Linked DNA regions of Homo sapiens: all the other regions are linked to region 2. Evidence: chromatin loops called from intact Hi-C (ENCODE). Cell type or tissue: IMR-90. All regions are shown on one strand. Region 1 overlaps DPH6 (diphthamine biosynthesis 6). Region 2 overlaps LOC105370770 (a long non-coding RNA gene). Region 3 overlaps LOC124903465 (a long non-coding RNA gene). Region 4 overlaps LOC145845 (a long non-coding RNA gene).

Evidence for each region. A loop is a pair of places that touch in the nucleus more often than their neighbours do. Peaks named below come from ENCODE experiments on the same cell type or tissue, not always from the same donor. Only the 100,000 strongest peaks of a DNase experiment are listed, where the experiment ranks them.
Region 1: a loop joins it to region 2, with 4 times the contacts of the local background. A loop is called at or near these places in 17 of 110 quality-filtered maps.
Region 3: it touches region 2 in a loop (2.8-fold over the local background); 19 of 110 quality-filtered maps call a loop at or near these places.
Region 4: it touches region 2 in a loop (2.4-fold over the local background); 37 of 110 quality-filtered maps call a loop at or near these places.

The regions. Positions count from the first base shown.
Region 1 is chr15:35,517,695-35,522,694 of GRCh38, forward strand. The region is part of intron 3 of DPH6 (diphthamine biosynthesis 6); the gene reads right to left. Among named protein-coding and RNA genes, the nearest start is that of DPH6, 26 kb to the right of the region's middle. In IMR-90, a CTCF peak has its summit at 2,040; a DNase peak (open chromatin) is centred at 2,057.
Region 2 is chr15:36,498,292-36,503,291 of GRCh38, forward strand. It overlaps LOC105370770 (a long non-coding RNA gene), which reads left to right. Exons shown (of 4, transcript XR_932113.1): 3 at 3,263-3,412. Among named protein-coding and RNA genes, the nearest start is that of CDIN1, 79 kb to the right of the region's middle. In IMR-90, a CTCF peak has its summit at 2,975 (motif pointing right); a DNase peak (open chromatin) is centred at 2,980; H3K27ac peaks cover 253 bases.
Region 3 is chr15:37,104,087-37,109,086 of GRCh38, forward strand. LOC124903465 (a long non-coding RNA gene) reads left to right here. Exons shown (of 2, transcript XR_007064581.1): 2 at 1-5,000. Among named protein-coding and RNA genes, the nearest start is that of MEIS2, 6.0 kb to the left of the region's middle. RefSeq lists an enhancer at 2,509-3,050. In IMR-90, a CTCF peak has its summit at 2,486; no DNase peak of the experiment used is centred here.
Region 4 is chr15:36,880,767-36,885,766 of GRCh38, forward strand. LOC145845 (a long non-coding RNA gene) reads right to left here. Exons shown (of 7, transcript NR_024264.1): 2 at 1,564-1,766; 3 at 731-902. Among named protein-coding and RNA genes, the nearest start is that of MIR8063, 90 kb to the right of the region's middle. RefSeq lists enhancers at 1-237, 709-1,279. In IMR-90, a CTCF peak has its summit at 3,073 (motif pointing right); a DNase peak (open chromatin) is centred at 3,095; H3K4me3 peaks cover 898 bases; H3K27me3 peaks cover 1,110 bases.

The sequences.
Region 1 (5,000 bases), 980 kb before region 2:
TTACTCAAAAGCAATACAAAACATAAATAAGAACTTTACAAGAAAAACAACAATTTACTGAATATTGAGAACATTCAATTCCAAAGTTCATTGTGTAAGATTATTTTTTATCATCAGGTCATTTGAAGTGTCTGAATCTAAACCAATCATTGTGGTATATAACAGCTTTTAATTATACTGAAGACACATTCCGAATACTTCTTATTCATTTCCTATAATTATTTGTAATTAAAACAATGTTTTACTTTAAAAAAATTAAATTGATGAATTATGCCAGAAGTATGTTTGTTTTAATTGGTTCACAGAGAAACAATTACTTTACTATTAGATGGCTTCATAAAGTTGCACTTTTATGCATGAGGTGTTTGAAATCAGTAAGGGAAGGCCTGGTGTTCAAAGAATTCTGTATTCAGCACACATTAACTGAACATCTTTTATGTGCCAGGTACAGAATTAGGCACTATGAATTCAAACCAAAGTAAGACAAAGCCCTTACACAAAAGGAGTGTATGTACACACACGTACATAAACTGTAAGGACCAAGTGGCTTTTAAACTCTGTTGCTTTGAAAGAGAGGGACTCTAGGTCCCCATCTCCATTTCAACCAAAAAAGCTCCATTTTCATCTATTTTACACACCAGTCTTCTTCGTAGCTGGTGGAGAAAACAAAAGCTGTATAGCTAGAAAACACAAATAAGGGCTCTAGACTATTATTACTAAGAACCCAGATAATTGAAAAAGTATCCTAAGTATTTTCAGATACACTAAAGGGGAAAAATTTTAAACTCCTGTTTTGTTTTGTTTTTTTGAGTTTTATCATCAGTTTTCACACATTGCTAAATACTGGTTTGTGGGTAAATTTCTACTAAAATAAAGATTCCAAAGACAGCTTATTTTAAAAGTTTGGGAATGAGGTGTGTAGGGAGTTGAGACTGAATGCACATCTCATTATGTTAGTTCACATTACCAAGAAATGCTATCCCAACTTTCAGATTCACATAAATCCAGAAATTGCCAGATAGGACTTTTAAAATCCAAAGTGCATTAAATGTGTTCTAGATTCTATATTAAAAACTTCCTCAGATAAAAGCCATTTACTTTCCCACTGTGGTTTTGGAAATAAAGTTACCATTTGAGCATCTCTAATGACCTGGCCAACTTAAATATATTATCTCTAATACCTCACAAAAACATCAAAGGATAAGGTGTTTTTACTCCCATTTTATAGAAGAGAAAGCAGCTGCAGGGGTTAAGACGTGTTCAATATTACATAGTGAATACATGAAGAAACCAGGACTTGGGCCCGTGATCTTTTTATTAAAACACTTTCAGAAGCAAAATAAACTTAATCCATAACATTTTTCTCTTCTAATCATATCTAAATATGATTCCTGCTTTTATTATCCATAACTTCACATCTAGTTGCATTTTACAATGAAAAACTTAGCTATCAATATATACAATCAAAAAGGTAACCAAAAAGAGAAAAAGGAAATCTAAAATTTAAATCAATGCTAATGAATGACAAACACTTTAGTCATTGTGTAACTCCCTTGGTTTGAATTTAAATAATGTCATGTATAACGACTGGGTTTCACAATTCAGGAATAAATAGAAGTCAAATTTTAGGCAGCCCACTCAGATTCTAATTAAATAGAAAAAACAAGTACAAAGGAACTAAATTATTTTTAAAAAATACTCCTATCAGAGTTCAACTTCAAAAAGATATTTCATGAACAGACAGTACAGCCTGTAAGATTCCATCTTTCTCAAATTACTCTGATGAACGTCTGATAAAACTTGAGATTTACCAAGGGATAAAAAGAAGAAGCAGCCAATAATTCTAAATGAAAACTCAGAATGGTCTTTTGTTCTCTTTGTTTAAAGTAAAGCCACTAGTGAAAAACAAGAATGTCTACTTAGGAAAAAGGGGTCTCTTGTTTGAACAAAAATTAAATTTAAATGTCCTGTTTCTTACCTGAACATTTGAAATCATCTACATCTGTCTAATGTTCACTAAAAGACTATAGAGGGCACTGTTGCATCAGCTTTGAAGCTTTACAATAGAGGCTGAGAAAAAGAAAACTGTCTATAACATGTAATTTCTCTAAAGGGTCAAATGCATGGAAATCTACTAAGCCTGATATAAAGGGGAAAGAACTAAAATGTATGTTTTTCTAAAACAGGCTGGACTTCAATGGGGGAAAAAACTTAACAAAAACAACTGTCAAATAGAGAAGACTGCACTGCACACATTTTGCATTTCCCTTTGTAGTGCTTTCATGAGAAAGGTAAGTAATCATAGCACCTCCTTATCCATTGGAAACAGCACCCCACTGCAGAATCCTCTTTACAATCAATAGGCAACTGAATGTGGCACCTCATGCAATTCTTCCATAATTCTATCAACAGAAAGAATGCAGTCTGTTTGCATACTTTTGTCTAAAAGACCAATTCCATTTGTCCCTTCTTGGATAAAATGACAGCTACAGATCAATCACTCTCACGTGAAAGTAAACATGCTACAAAAAAAAACAAAAAAAAAACAAAAGAAGAAGAATCAAAACTGAAATCCTCGCCTATTTTAAGCATAATTTTATTACACATAAAAACTCAAAGTAAAATAGAAAAAGCAAGTTTTTCCTCATAGACATGCATTTTGTGCTATTATACAACAGTATCAGGATGTAAAATAAATAAGTTACATCAAACAATAGTCATGAATCTTACCTTTACATATGGACAGCACTTAATTAAGTTCCATATATTTTCTATTCTCTCACATAATTCCTGTTACAATTCTTTGAAATTAAATCCAATTAAGTACAGTGTCAAAGGTACTTTCAGTACATATATACAATAAGACTAGCATACACAGCATAAAGCTTCTTATAATACTACCATTTAATTTTTTTCCACTAAAAATAATGCAAAAGTAAAAGGGAGTTAAATTATCTCATTTTGGTAATTTGAAAATAATATCCTGAATTGCTGAACCTCTGTAGAAACATGGACATTAGCTGTGAGAATTATAATATGATCAAACCAAGTAGAATATGTACAATGAAAAAAAAATCCTCCATTAATGTATATCTAATCATACCACCATATCACATATTGGATAAATCCACATTAATACAGGTACCATAATAAAACTAAGGCCTCTAATAAAGGAACCCAAATTCCCTGGAAAAACAGTATACAACTCATTTTGTCACTCTCAAAATTCCAGAGAGATTAGCACCTTCTCTGAAATCAAAGTGCAGAACTGTGAAAGTGTTACAAATTCTCCAGTAATATGTCAACCTACTCATAAATCAAAAGGAGGGGAAGGGGCTTTAGATGGTATGTAGATTTCATTTTATTACAAAAGCTCCAGTTTAACAAGTTATTTTCAGCCAATAAAAGTCAAAAAGTAAAGCAATGCTAAAGTGGCTAGTACTGACTCTGAGGCTTTACTTTTTAACTGAAATGCTACTTGAGTATTGCTCCCTTAAATTATTAATTTATGGGTTTTGCTTAGTTTCCTCCTAAGGCAAGGCAGTTCTAGTCACAGGTACATTGAATGCATGTAAATAAACAGAAAGCTTTTATAATGGTCCTGTAATTCACTAAACATAATAAACAACCTTTTTTAATGAATGTTGAATGTACAATCCTATGAACCAACTTTATATAAATAGACTATATCATCTAAAGAATCTGTAAGATCCTCTAGGAAGTAAATGAACAAATTCAGAAAAATTAAACATAGGCTGATTGCTTTTCATTGATCTAACAAAATTAATGCTTACAACAGAATCAAAGTGCTGATAGGACTATGAAGAGTTGTGTTCAATTTTGAAGAAATCTAAGAGAAAGTGTCATGAACTGTGAGAAAATGTATTTGCAATATTGCTTTTCATCTACCACAGGATGACTACAAAAAAAATCAGGCAATGTATTTTTAATATGCAGGATATTTAACTAGATATTTTAGTTTACTATTGAAGAAGAGCAGCATATTAAAATCAATTTTAGTCAACTTTAATTTATGCAAAGCTTGATTGTGAGCAATAGCTGCTAAAAGGATGCAACATTGTTGATTCATATACAAGCATTTTACTTAACTACATTGGATAATAGCAGTGCTCCTAAAGGAGTATAAAAAGCAAAGTGATTAGCAGTCATTAATGTTAATTAGTGTTCACATTACATTCCTTGGGATGAATCTCCTTTAAGTTGAATACATGGAAAGTTCATTTTTGAAGGTTTGCCAAATCTTGCCTAGGTAAGTACTAAACTAAGCCGTCAACTACCAGCAAGCAGAATGAAAAACAGGGACAGATCAGCATCCAATTAGTATGTCTAAGTTTTTAAACAGGAAAAGGGTTGAGGGGAATCAGTAAAACTGGAAACTCATACTTCACATTTTGCAATCTCACTGATAAAAGGAGGAAATGTGTGTTTATCAAACTTGCTGTGAGTGCACAGTTCATTTGGAGTCCTGTAAACAATCGCCTGGCTGCCCACTTTCAAATGCATGTGAAAATCTTGGAGATTCAGAGCATCATATTCAGCAAGCAAGGTCATTCTAGTGATGCCCTGGAAATGGGAAATTAGGAAAACGTGGCAATCAGAGGTTTAGGATTGACCAGAAAAAGCCCTGAGGCTGGATTACCATCTTTCACCACCAGTCAGGCTGTCTCTGCTTATTCAGTATTAATACAACAGGACTGCAAGTGAATGAAAATAACTCAATGCACCTAACTGGGACACTGGCTTTCTTGTTTAGAAAACAACAGACATTTGTCACAGCAAAAAAATTAAGTAAAATAAAATAAAATAATAAAATCTCTCACATACAAGCTTTCAAGAACCAACCCTGAAAGAAAAACAGGCTCCTCATGAACCTTCAAAAAGGACCTGGGGAATGGCTGACATCCTGTTGATTTGATAATCAATAGGAAAGATTTCCTTTCCCCCAATACCATTCAGTGCATTTTTAAGTAGATGCCAAA
Region 2 (5,000 bases):
TAACCTTATCGAAGTGTTCCCGTTTACATAGAAGAAAACAAATATGATAAAGCGGTTAAATATGTATCTGTCTTAGATTTCTAACATTTTCCTCTCGATATATCTTTTCGGAATAAACAAAGGGAAGTGAATTCTTCATTCCTTATTTGTACAAACAAGTGAAATTGGGTCCCCTTCACGATGGAAGGCACTGGCCTTTCTCCTCACATGGAACAAACTGCTAGAGAAACTTGGTTTACACAAAATGGAAACATTTAATCCTTGCATCTATATTTCAAAATAGTACATGGTTTTTCCATAAATCTATGTGTGATGACATATTTCGTAACATTACATAAGGCTTTCCATGCATTTTTATTCATGGGAGAATGGCTTGCAGAAAATCACAACATTGTACTATGCTTCTCCAGCAAGTTAATTTTCACTTTACTGCGAATATACAGTTTATGGAAAAATAATAGTTATTTAAGTGTAGCGTACTTACCTGTTGCTGTGGGAAAATTCCTACCATTAAAAATGTGCTTTCACTTCAGTTATTATTATAATGTAGGCTATACCAATGCCTGATGATTTTTATAAACAGAACCTATAAATCTGCATTTTGGTTCAGGGCTGTACTATTTAGACAAATGAAAATGAAGCAGCATGACATGAAGTCCAAAGGAACGTTCTTATACATGCCTCAACTTTGGTTTTTTGGTAACTGCCCTTTGGAGACTATCCTTTATTAAGGATCTTAATGAGGGTTCTGCCTGTATTTTTCTCCCAAGAATGTCAAATAAGGTTCGAAAGCAAATGTAAACTGTAATACAAGTGACACACACTAAAAATAGCCCTATAAATCTGTTCATTTTGTTTAGATAGTCTCCAGAGTTGTAAAAAGTAGGACTGTTCAGCTTTATTATTTGTTTTGGAAAACCTAATTCTGTAGAGAATAGGCCACTGATAATGCTATATTACTTTAGAGGAGATTTATTAAGACTGTCTCTAGATTTAATTTTTTTAAAATAAAGAAACTCTTTCCTGTTTTTATTTTCCAAATAATCTACAAGATAATTAACTGAATATAATCTATAATATTAAATAAATTTTCCCATTTACTCATTAGAATTAAGATTTTGAAAGGCACATTTATCTAAACTAAAATTAATTAAAATTTCAAATAGAATTCTCATTCCTATTAACCTGTCAAATATGTTGCGTTCAATGTTTCCAGTAACAGAACAACAATATTTATTATCTAACGTACCATAAGTTTTTAAAAATAACTCCAGGAGAACATTTTTGGAACACTTACAATCTGAATAGACAACTAAAAAAATCAGACATTTCTGTGTGAAAAATAGCTATTGTAAATTAAAATGGTTGAGGGAGAATATATTTTTAGAAAACGATGTCATTTGAATTTGAGAAATTGGATGTCAGGGCAAAATTGAAAGAGGGGGTGTGAGCTCCATCATTTGTTAAGGAGGTTTAGAAAAGTAGTTTAGAAGAGGTTTCTCTTGAGAAAAAGTTTAGGAGGTTTAAACCTTTCCTTTACCCTTTCCCCATGGTAGTCAGTAGGATCTCTTGGATTGGCTGGATGACTTTGCACTCAAGCCAAGATTGATTGCAATCTAGAGCTTTGTTTTTTGATATCTTATCCCAATGGAGGCATGTATAAACAGACAAAATGACTAAATTGGGCAGCAATCTGACCTTTTAGATGAGAGGCAGTTCAAAAACTACATCAAATTCTCTTTGAAGAAACAAGAACATTGTCACTGAACAGAACCTTACAGCTTAGTTCTTTTTTCTTCCACACGGCCGAACTGTACCCTTGAATTATTAAGAAATAGGAGTTTCCAGGGCTTTGGGCCTCCTTCCCACCCCAACCCCTCCCAAACTCCCTTCCCCCTGAGTTCAGAAAGAAAAAAGTGTTGCTATTCATATGATAATTGTCAAAACCATGACGAGGGCCAAACAAGACAGTGCCAAGAAATCATTAGTTCAGTATACATCTCAGATTTCTGTAATGTTCAGTTAATGGGCTGGATTTCACCAGACCTTTTTTCTTGTAAATTCTCCTTAGTTTGCTTTTAGCCATCTTTAAAAAGAATTGTGTAAGCCAGGTTTTTAGTAATCCTTTTTCAGTGAAAGTTAATTTTTTTAAAAACTGAAATATTGTTTTTGACAAGTTCTTACATTCCATTTTTATTATATACATTTTGAAATTACTAATTCAGAAAACTAAAATGCTGTACTGAAAAATTTCCCAACACCATATTAGAGCTGAACATTGTAGCTCAAGCACATAAAACACAGAAGGGAGATAAAATAACCAAAATATCTTTAAATTTAAAAAAAATTCTGATTCATGTAGAAAGAAGGATAACATACAGGAAATTTTGAGAACATTTTTTATTCATTCAGGTAAATGTTGATGCAAGTCTGTTTTTACATATATGAGTTAATCTAATGCTTCAGATATTATAATGTCATTCTATCTTTTTAAATATTTTATAGAAATATGTCACCATGGAAAAAGCAAATATTACAATGAGAGTAACCAACCAGAATTTTGAAAAGCAAAGGAAAAGGAATAGTGCAATTTTTGTTTGTAAACCTATTGACATAAATAGTCTGACCTGTCACAAATTACCTTTTAGCTACCGTATGTTATGTATAGAACAGTCAAAACTGATAACATTTTGCTTTCATCAGTTTTGTGTTAGGATTCTGAAAACCTGAAATGTTGATTGTGGCGAAATAATCAAATGTATCTACATAGCATGCCTCCCCTGGACATGTTTACTCTGGTAAGAATTCATAAATGCAAAACTAGGCTAAAGAACAGGGTTACTGCTTCTAAAAGGCAGCTCATGGGTTGTTTAATAGTATTTTAAATGTCTGCTAATCGGAGTCACAAGAAAGCACAGAAGAGTAGAGAATTGGTTCCAGGGCAATCACACAGTAGTCAAGAAGATTAACATGCCACTAGGGGACAGCAGAAAGTCACAGAATGAGGTAGTGCCAGAGAGACCAGAACAAAAGGCTTTTCTTTGTCGAGAGACAGACAGAGAGAGAGACTAAGATGTATTTCCAAACTAAAATCATTTTACAAGTATTCGTAAGTGTATTTTTAAAAAGCAGTAGAAAAATATTTTCAAGGTTCTATTTTTAGATTGCTAAGCTCTGTGTACCAGAATGTTATAAAATATACATAACTATCATCTTGGCAAAATAAATTCAAATATGGGCTATTCTATTTTCTGCTTTTTAGAGTGAAGAAAAGTTTCAAACATCAGGAAAAAAAAACAGCGCATTGCAAAACATATTAGACTGAACCTATCGATGACAAAATGCAACTGTGAAATGTTGAGACTGTTCATCAAAGCTGGACATAAGCAGGATCCATTCCATTTTCAAAGAGGTAGAGTGACTGTCTGAAAAAACAAAAGTAACTAGAAAATTGATAAAACTGACCGAGTCATCTATGCAGAAAGTTGCTTATATAGACCCATAATATAATACATTTGTGATCATAAAGCACAATTTTGATTTTGGAATTGCAATCATAGTTCAAGGCGAGTAACAATTTTAACCTCTGTAATTATTTTAAAAGCTAATGCACATCCTTTAACAATTCAGTTTGCTGAAATGGTCACTTATGCTTTTGTATTTATACACCTAAACATCATCTAAGTGCAATAGATTTTACAATCCCAGGTGATTTACCTAGACTGCAACATTGTTATCAAATGATAACCTTCTAAGTTTCTTGAATTCATGGGTCATATTCCTTTGTTTGAGCTGCATAAAACCTATATCACTGAGCAGTCACTTAATATCTCTGATGATAAGGATGTTAATGAGTTTTGTAATACTTTTCTGAGTTATTTCTCTGTTACAATATTGCTTCTTGAATGCTATACATTGTTTATTCTTGTTTTATGTGGTACACATGTATTATTTACTTACCAGATAATCGCAGTTTTCCCGTCATAAAAATCAAAAGGTCGAAAAAAATTTGAGAAATTTGAGAAAAATATTTGAGAAATTTAGTTCATTTTCCCATTGTTTTTTATTTCATATAAAACTGGGAATAAAATATGGCAAAGCTGTTTATTTGCCCTATTTTTATTTTTTGGCCCTATTTTTCATATTTAAGGATTTCAATTGCACAGTATTTTTTAAAATTTCTGGTGGCTGTTATGTATTGTACATAAAAATATTTAGAATTCTTTTCTTACCACCAAAATATAATTTTGATTAAAATTATAAATGTATTCTAAATTCATGGCATCCTTTCCATTTTCATTATTTTGTCTTTATTTAATCCCTTTCTTTTTTCTGTAATATGTTTTCCTTTCTGATCAAGTATCCTGACTCTTATGCACTTCTGGAATTTAGCACTTCTTTCATCTCAGATGGACTTTATCCCTAGATCCACAATTATTTATTTTTTGTTTCTTTTCCTGGATGGGTTCCTGTGTTATAGATTGCATTCTCTCTTTTTGTTCTGCAATTTGGACTAGCAGACTACAAAAATAATAATTCAACACATGTTAAATCCTGAAGATCCTCTCCCTGCACGGTGGAGAAGATCTTCCTAATATCTTGCTGAAATCCCCATCTACCACATTTAAGACCCTGCTGTCTGGTACTATTCTCAGAGGAAACAGAGACCAGCTGTTCACCTCTACCTGCAAAGGACTGTGTTCCTTCATGAACTTGAAGACTGCGATTAATTCCTTCCAAGTCTTTTCTTCTCCAGACTAAACAAGGCCAGTTTCTTTACCCTTGTTTTATTGGTACTATTTTCCAACACTTGAGTTATTTTGCTGCTTCCTCTGGACCTACTCCAAATTCTGCACATTTGGCATAAATGTTAGGATGCTAAAGGACACAACAGGATAACAAAGAACAGATTAATAATGCATATAAAGTGAATGATTCTATTTCCTAAATTCTCAATGACTATCTGTCAGTATTTTGTCTTTGAACAATCAGACTATGCT
Region 3 (5,000 bases), 610 kb after region 2:
AAATTTGCCAGTTGTCTCAGGGGAGAACCCAGAATTTCTTTGAACGAAAGAGATCTTACTGATCTAGTTGCATGTCACTTATGAAACTGTTAGTTTAAAATAGCAGTCCTAGTGTAGTGGATTACACATGAGGAGATCAAGTTGGAGTCGATTCAAGGTATTGGTTCTTGGTCAGTCTGCTGAATTCAAAACACTATTACCTTTAATCAGCAACTTGCGGGTGTTTTATTAATAGAGCTGAAAAAGGCTCATCTAACATATAAGAATTTCCTGGTTTCCCTCATCCCCAATTTTCCAGTCCAATAGAAGCGATTCCAAAGGAGTAGGGTACCCGCACTTACTGATTTCCATCCTGGTGGCATTTTGCTAATGCCCCATTGTCAGCGTTGGCACTCCCACCCAGGCTTCCAGGCTCATCTGCTCTCCCATATTTGGGGTGAAAGGAAAGTAGGTGGGGCAGGCCCGGGAGACAGGCACGAAATGGGGGTCGCAGGAGGTGGCACACACCTCCGTCAACAGTCAGCTCCTTCTGCCCAGGCTGGAAATGGTTTTAACAGGCGGTAAAATTTCATCTTGCGGTGTCAAATTGGGGTCATTTTGGGGTTAGAGTTCTCAGTGTCCGAGAGGAGCTGTCCAGCTGCGTGGGGACTCATTAACTGCAAAAGATCTGTTTCAGTAAAAACAATTCAAAGACAATCAGAAGGCTAAAGACCCTCTACAAATCGCATTTTACAAGTGCCCCAGAACAAATATGGATGGTGAAACCTATTTCTTCAGAATCCCAAATCAGCTACTTAGCTCTGGAGTGGGGGTGGGGGTACTGCATAAAAAAGAGGTGAAAAGGAGGGGACCAAGCGGGTGGGGACCAGTGGAAGGGGGAATCGGGCCTCTCAAATTTAAGAGTCTGTTTTTAATCACCTCTTTCTTATTGAAGCAGCCCCAAGAGTTCTGAAAACTGCTACTTTTCTATTTTTCATTTTCTTTTTTTGAGCCAACATGGAATGCTATTATAGGTAACATTTAAGATTTAAAAGGAATAATTGAATTCCACTATAGTCCCTTAATTTGAAGGGCATTGGCTTTATGGGGAGTGTTTAATTTGAACCAAGAATTTATGAACCCAGACTCTAGGTGAATTTGCCCACACTCCTTAAGGAGCTTGTGTAGCTGTTTCTTTTTCTTTTCCTTGAAAGTTATAGCTTCTTAGCACAGATAACTTCAAATTCCTCAGAACTGAGAAGTCCAAAGTGTTAATCTGTGTATTAAAATCGCCAGGTTTAAATCCTTTTTGTCTTCTTACAACAGTTAGAACAATTGACGCCTTGCTAGAGAAGCAAATAAGTCCAACCTTAATCTTATCTGTAACTTTATTTAATGTTTTGATTTGGAATATTTTGGATTAAGCATATCTTTAAAAACTCTGTAAGGTTAATTTTTATTCCGGGAGGGAAGTTCTCTTTACTGATTTTGAAAAAAGACATGAATTATTACTTTGATTTTCAAAAATTCCTTCAGGTAAAAGGAAAATTCAGGTTTAAAATGAGAAGCTAGATATGTGAAATGCCAGAGATTTTAGGATAAAACCAAGTCAATACTTAAAAGTAAAGTATCATTTGAAAGAAATTTTATTTCTTGCATTACTGAACTGAGCAAGTAACAGTGATCAAAAATATGTTATTCTCTCTCCATCTCTCTCTCTCTCTGGACTCCACTTCTGTCACTAGGTCTTCTCTTTCCATCCCCAGCACTTTTCTTTGGGTTCTGAATGACACAGTGATTTTTTTTTTTTGTAGTCTAGTTATTTTCTCCAAGCGTCTCAGAGTATTTCTAAATTGTTATTCAAGGAGTTTGATTTCAGCCCTGCAGAAACAGCCCTGAGCCCAGCATCGCTGGGACAAAGGCAGAAGGGGCTATCTTCTGTTCAAGACCTGCTGGCTGACAGTTGGAATTTTTGATATATATTTTATTTGGCGTTTCCAATAACGTGTTTGTCTTTCCCTCTCCACCCCTTGCAGCCATCTATTACTTTTAAAACATCCCTTCTCCATAAACATCGGCTCATCCTTGTGAACTATTCTTGACCTTCCCAGCAGTGTAACCAGCAGCTCTGAAAGTTGGCCTAGAAATAATTCCACTGGCTTCCTTACCTGTTAACTTTACTCACTCTTCCTAGCTGGGATCAACAGAAGGAAGGGGACTTTTTTGTTTGCTTTTGTTGTTGTTGGTGGTGGTGGTGGTGGTGGTGGTGGTTTTTGGTTCTTTGGTCCTTTTCCCACTTAAACTTTCTATAATGATTTATTCTCCGCCTCCTCCCATTAATAACGTTTAAGCACCCCACACTTTATTTTTTAAATAAAATGGAGTAAAATTATTATACTTTTTTCCTTTATGCCCCCTTTTCTTTTATTTCTCCCAATTTTAGGGGCTTCACCATCTCATAGAAAGGACTTCAATAAATAGCCCTCTAGCGCTATCTGGCGGGGCTCCAAACACGACGTGCGCTTGCTCTCACTGTTTCTTCCTCCTTCCCGCGCTCTCTTCTTTCCTCTCTTTCTTCCTCTCTCCTGCTTTTTCTCTCGTCTCTTCCGCTCGATTGTTTTCCTCTTTTTTTCTGTCCTCCTGCGGCCTCTTGTCTAGTTCCTACCCCTACTTCAGCGCAGGCGGCTTGGAAAGCCCCGGCCAGAGGCTAGTAACTCTCGCAAGTGGGAGATGCTCTGGCGACGGATCTCTCTTTTCTGATCCCTCCTCCCCCTTACCCAGCGCGGATCACACACATCCTTTGCCTTTGATTAGCATCTTAAAGTTGCTTAGCGTGCCGCTTAAGTCCCAGCGTCTCAGCTGGCGGTGGTTTGGAGAGGCTTAAAACTGCATTCATGAAGTTTGGAGGAAAGAAATCAGACACTGGAATTCAGGGCTAGGAGCCCAGCTCAGTTTTAGGTCAGAAGGCCGAGTCTCAGTGCGAGATTGAGGAAGGGTCGGGGCTTAACGGGGGAGGTGGGGGTGGCGGGGGGGGGAACAGCACGGCGCGGCGCCTAGCCTGCGAGATGGAGTCGGAGTGGGGGTGCGAGCGGTCCTCCACCGCCTCTGCCCGATCCGTACCTCACAATGGACTGCTCGAGTTTGTATCTAGGCCTGTCCAGGATTGTTTACTCCTTCAATTAATCAGCTTTATCTCTTTTCCCCCTCCCCCCACCTCCACCAAATCTGGAGAGGAGTGGGAAAGAACTGGAAAACTCACAGGGCAAAGAGAGAAAGCCAACAGTCATAGTGCGGGAGGAGGCACGCCTGGGATGCAATACCCAACAGTCTCCTCCCTGCTTTCCTGCAATTTGCAGGTCATTGTCTTTCTTATTTGTAGCTTTTTTTTTTTTTCTTCAGTAGCCGGTAAACAATCGAACGCCGGGTAGGGAGGTCAGAGGGGATGGGGCTGTGGGAGAGATTCTACTCAGGCTAGGTGCTTTAGATTTGGACCTGGCTGTGTCCCTACTTTATTAAAATTCTCATGTGGCGCGCGCTGTCTTCTCTCTTCTCTCTCTCTCTCTCTCACACACACACGCACATACACACACAGCCCGAGAGAAATTTCCAATCTTTGAGCAAATCTCTTCCATCTAGTCCTTGAAACAGAGGAAAGGACATGGGACCTGAAGGAGAGTTATGATTGAATTTTCTAAAATTTAGTTTTGACATTGCAAAGTAAAAGTGAGGACCGTATTCCCAATACAGACCCAGAGGGTGGTTATTTCAGGTGAGGGGACCTCAGCCTGTGACGTCTATGATCAACCAGACAAAGACCCCTTCCTAAATCTGAAGTCCCACCCCCACCCGTGGCAAACATGGAATACAAGGGAGGGGAAGGATGGCACAATAGTGGGTTCTGTTTTCCAAGAACTGCCCCCCACCTCCATTGCAGAAGGAAAAAAAAGCACGGTTCGGGTGTAATTAATTGGGGACTGTTATTAGGTCATCATTAGCCAAGGTACAAATAATAGCAGCACATTTTTACTTAAAATTGACCAGCCCCAGAGTGATAGATCGATTTGGAGTATAAAAAGATGTATCAAAACATCAATGTCGATTATTTGAAATATTGTAGTCGAATTTTTTTTATTGCTTCATCGGTTAAGTGTCTGAAAATGCAGTGTTCAAACATATATTTATGTTGTCAATACTGTCAGAACTGTCAGTTTTACTATACTGGATTTGTACTATATTTCAAATATGCTAATTTACATAAAATGCCCACCCTAGGATTCCCCCCCTACACCCACCCCATCTCTGGAAAATCCGTGTCAGTTTCTTCAAAGGATTCAGCAATCTTTGCCTAAGCTAAAGTGTGCACTACCTCTTTTACTCAATTTTCCACATCGGATTACATGTCTTTTTCACCATCTCTAACTTTCAAAGAGATCCTTCTTCCTTTCTCCCCAATTCTGCCTACTCTAACCTCTTCTTCAAAATAGTACTGAGGCACTTGGAAAGCTTCGAATTTAAATATCCACATCCCAGCTCCAAATATACCATTGGAGTAAAAAAACGGAAAAACTGGACTTGAGTGTACTTGGCCGCACTCGGGTAAACCAGGCTTCACCAGGTAGACGTTCTCATACCGTAAGGGTCCATCATCAAATTACCTGGCAGATTGAAATCTTCCAGGGAAAATGAATTTGGAAATGTAAACACCTTTTCTTTCTTTTTACTTAAAAGCCTCGATGGTAGAAAAAGAAATAATACTTATAAATGATCGGCACGTTTTAACTTTAAAAGCTTTTGAACTCAAGTGAAAGACACACGTTGGAAACAGAATTGATAGTTTTAATTCTACCCATTTTCACCTGGCACATCAGATCAGTGGCAATCATTTATTTTATGGGGTGTGGAGGGGAAAGGGATAGAAAGCGGATAGAAAGCTAGAATCCACTGAAGTCCCTGTCCTAAAAATCTCAGAGAAATTAAAGACTTATTGAAACACAAACATTCCATCGCTCCATACTCTCCGT
Region 4 (5,000 bases), 380 kb after region 2:
TGGAAGGAGGGAGACGTCCCCTACCTCCACTCCGGAAGCCTCGGGGTAACGTCTCCCATTGCTCTAGCGGAGTTCAGATCTCCAATTCCAGTTTCAACTGGAACCCTCACCGGGTCTGTCTGCTCAGTTAGGAGGGGGTGCGTTTGCATTGATTTTTTGTGGCATCTGGAAATTTGCGGTGTTTCAGGAATAAATTTTAGCATGTTTTTCTTTTCTGTTAGCCACTGCCCTCCGTTTCTGCATTTTGTTTTTTAAAATATTAATGACTGTGTATGTCTCTGAAAGGTCCACCCAACTCAGGACTCTAAAGGAAACATAACGGCTTTTGCACATTTTGGGGGCGTCTTTCCTTAGGGGTCTAGGAGCAGAGAGGTGCTGCTTCCATTTTTGTCAGAATGCTCAGTCATAGAGTTCTCACCCCCTCTTTCTGTCTAATACGGCTTTGGGGGGTTTGTGAGGGGAAAATAGCACCCCCTCCTCCTCCCTATCAGCACTCAAATACAGGATTAGGTGGAGTTACCTGAAAGTGTATATATTGTTCCTTGGCAAGTGTTTAATTCTCTTTCTCTCCATTTCTATCTGGTACAAATGCCTACAAAACTCCATTGACGAAACTCAACAAATAGATGTGGACAAGAGAACATCTTTTACATCTCCACAGCTTTCAACTCGCTAATTGGTGAATATTAAAAATATTTTTCCAGGAAAAAAGAAAAACAAACAAACACACCTACACTGCTGTTGCTCGTGTTTTCTTCTCACCAAAGGTAGACACATCATTGGATTTCTTTTTCCTTTGTAGCAAAAGATGAGGAAATCAGAAATGAACCGCAGCCTTTTAACAGTAGCAATTCCAAGACTTTTGAAACAGTTTTCTTTGCTTCTGTTTTCCCTTCTTTGCCCTTAAAGCAAAACAAAAACAAAGACAAAAAAGGAAGAAACATCATTCTTAGTGAAGAGTTTATTTTGTTGCCACAATAAAGGGATGGGGGCAGTTAACAGCTACTTGAGATGGTAATGCTTAGTGATCCCATTCTTTTACTCATAATCTTCAAGTGGTTTAAGATTAATGGCAAGGGGTGTTTTCCGTCTCTTCCTAAGGACCTTCACATTAATTTACTTAGAACATTGACCAGACTGTCAATGTCTCCAAATTTCATTAAGTCAAACAGAGACAATACAATGAGATGATCATATTTCCTTTATATGTGAGAGAAATATTTTTATTTGGATTCAACTGCTATGAGGGACACCCCCTTTCTTGTCTTTATTATTTTGTTTTCTTTGTACAGATATGTAGATAGCTATATATAGATATTTTGTATATATACCCACATACGTATATACATATATATTTGAATAGACTCATATGGTCTGCAGATAACTTCCCTTCCACTTCTGAGCTTAACGAGGACCTTTCAAACAGTCAACCCCCGTTGCAGGCAGTAGATTCTGCTTCCCCAGAGCAGGATTTATATTTAAAATCAGTTTGAACCCAATGGACTTCCTCAAAACAGACCCCCCAAAATGATAACAGCTTGGAGTATCAATATTTAACTTTACCTCAATTGTCACACAATAGCCCCAGCAAATCTTCAAACACAATCAGACTGAGGCATCACTTCACTGGCCTGAAGACCGGGTTGTCTCCCACCTCTGCCTTGCCCTAGGAGCGCTGGTTCTAGGGAGTCACCGGGGTCCCTGTCCCCTCCCTGAGTGTCTCCAAAGATGGGAATGGGGGTTGGAGAAGGGGTGACACAGGGCTTCTGGGAAGAAGCGAAAGAGGAGAATGGATTTTTAAACCAGAAAGTCCTGCTACTCTGGCAAGAAATTAAAGTCCAGAGACACACCTTTCCCTTGCTGTCCTCCCTGCCCGTGTTCCTTCCCCCGCGCCTCATTTCTGAGCACTGTTTTAACAAAATCCCAAAATCCGGTACTTTGGAAAGCAAAACCAAAAACTCCCTCAGAAACAAAAGTCGTTCCGCGGTGTAGATTGACACTCGTTATGTGGGGGTCTGGTTGCGGTTGGAAGACTTATCCGAGTCAGGGCTGCATTGCCAGCGCCTTTCCCAAGAGTGGAGGTTGGCGGTGCAGGCGGTGCGGCTGCCAGCCTGAGATTGTTCCGGCTCTCGTTACCTGTGCGCCCTCGCGTTACATGGTGCTCATAAATCCCGCGGCAGATTAACTGGGAAACCAAGAAAATGCCTCTATGCACCGAACCGTTGAAAAAGAACCAAAATTCTCTCAAATAGTAGCAGTCTCACACCTTGCATTGGACGTGAAACACTATAGTAAGATCAAATGTCAAAGACATCGGTTATTTTGGTGCACTTCAGCTACCTTTTCCGTTTCCAGCAAAATTGAGAAGTACGACCCCAAAAAGAATAGACACACCCATGGAAAAGACGTGTGTGTGTGTGTGTGTGTGTGTGTGTGTGTGTGTGTGTGTGTAGCTATGGTGACAACTTTTAAACACTTTTTCTGCTTAAAAAAAAAGATTCGGACAGGGTCTGGTATTGCTTTGCGTTGCAGGAAAGGGTCATTCTGGACAAGGAACCGTCTGAATTCCGAAAGCTATCCCTCAAGACTTTTCTAAACAGTGCGAGTTTCCTGGGAGTTTAATTTTGTGAGGATGCAAAATATTGCTTTGTATTGGCCTCTTTCCCCATCAGATATCCATTTTTAAAACGTCTACAGCATCTATTAAAAACATTTCCTTGGACTCGGAATCTGCAGTTCTGCAGGAAAAACAAACTGTAGCGAAAACGCAGAGAATACAGAGATGTAGAAAAAGGAAAGGTGTCCTCTGCCAAGGCTTTTGATAGTTTATTCCCCAGAGGCCAAGCGAAGGTGGGGGGGTTCCTTCGCATTTTATTATTATTATTATTATCATTTATTCATTTAAATGTTCAGTCCTTGACAAGGTATTCCCCTGCCGCGGGGTTTTGCTGGAGAATGGACGTGGGGGCGGTGGAAGGAGTCAGTGAAAGGTGGGGTGCGCAGAAAAACAAGATTCGCTTCGCAGGGGGCTGACCCGCAGCGTTCTGCTCTAATTGCCAGCAGGGGGCGCTCTGATGTTAGCTCTGGACTAGACAGCAGAGCCACTCTGTGCTTGCAAGACAGGCTTGGCAGTTTCACGCAGCTGCAAAAGGAAAGGGAGGGGGGATTGTAGTTCCTAAATCCTCAACAGCTATTCCACTTGGGTTATTTACCCTCGGTTCGAAATGCTTCTACGTCTCACTTTACCTACCCATCCCGCTTATAGTGCATCCCGTTCCCCATCCACCTCTTTCTTTTCATCGGCATCTACGCACCACATGTATAATCTCTCTCTCTCTCGCCTTGAAATATACATTAATGCAACTTATTAAATGCGACGATGAATAGTCAACATTTTTTTCGCCTGTTGGTTCCGCTGATCCAAGCAGGATTTATTTGCAGATCTCACGTCCAGGAGCCATAATGCATGATTTTTTTTTTTCCTTAAATAAAATTGGTCAAATGTTGACAACCTTTGAGCCAATCTAACACTCAAGATTAGTGATGGGAAACTAATGAGAAAATATCAGATCGCCCAGCCTGAGGGCTGCCAATTAAATCTTCGCTGATTGAAAAATAAAAGCGGACTTGGGGTGTGAGCCCAGCTCAACTTCATCTATTAATTTAACATGTTACCGGGTTTATGCCTTCTCTTCTCTAAACAGCTTCCCGTAATACAGCTTTCTCCTCTTCATCCCTCAACCTAAAAGCCAAGTGTTATTTCTCAGAATATTTCAAGTGGTCCAAATCTGGATGATCATTTCTTACATGGTAAATATTAGGCCTTTAAGCAATATGATTTAACTAATTAGAAAATTTACATCATTAAGTCTCAGGGAGAGAAAAAAAAAGAGAAACAAATCTGCCAGTCATTTTAAAGGAGACAGGCACTATTGAAGTGTGAAGAAATCGGCTCTAATTCAAAAAGGCAATCGGGCAGAAAAAGCCCTCAACATTACCCTGCTAGTTATTAATCAGAAAGGGCTCTCTCCTCCCCACACCTCCTCCCTTCTAAGCACTGAGTTTAAGTTCGTTTTTTTGTCAGTGGCCCATGTCATATTTATATTGAGGTTTTGTCTGCTAAAGGATTAAAATTTGAAAATGTTTCAATAAGAGGCAAACAGAATCCTCAAAGCGAAAAATATCCACAGAATCACCTCTCTTCCAGACAAGTAAACTTGTAATAAACAATTCTCACGCCCCTCTTATTTTTTTTAATTCTTTCGTCTTTCTTCCCATTAAGTTCCTATTTTGAAACCTGCTTGGTGAGAACTAGATAAAGTCTTTGTGTTCTGCCCCCCTCCCCCTCCTTTCTTGCATCTCCTCCCTCCTCCAAAGCGAGAAACTTAGACTGAAAGCAGAAAAGTACAAATACATTAACAAAGCCCCACTCACTTGATAAAAAGGCCATGGTCTAGGCTTACATGTCAGGAATCTAAGGGAAGGGGGCTCCGTTGGTGGGTCTACAGACAGAAGGTGATGAACTAGAAATTTCCCCCACCTATGTGTACTATTCAATATAGTGTGTGGTTAGAGAAAAAGGAAGGCAGGTGGGTGAGAATTATTTTAAAGTGTATTGTGGTGTTGTGTGGCTTTTTCTTTCTTCTCCTCTTTTCTATTCAGCTTAAAACAGCAGCCTCATTATATCTAGGTGCCCCTTCCCATCATACTCTTACTTAAGCCCTTGGTACACCACACACATCGCCTTTTCCCTAGTCTTCTCATTCCCAGCAAATTAACAGAAGAAGGAACTGCAAAAGGAACTTTGTGAGTAGTTCCATTTGGAAACCCAGGCCCTTCCTGGCATCTCTGAGGATTTGTTCTTAAACGGATATTGGCCTCAAAAAATGTAATAGCAAGCCTTAGATATTCAATTTCCCTTCATTATTATTTCTTCTTAAATTATAAAGAGGTCCCAAAGGCTCATTTTTCTGCCTTGTCCTATTCTTCTCTAATTATGT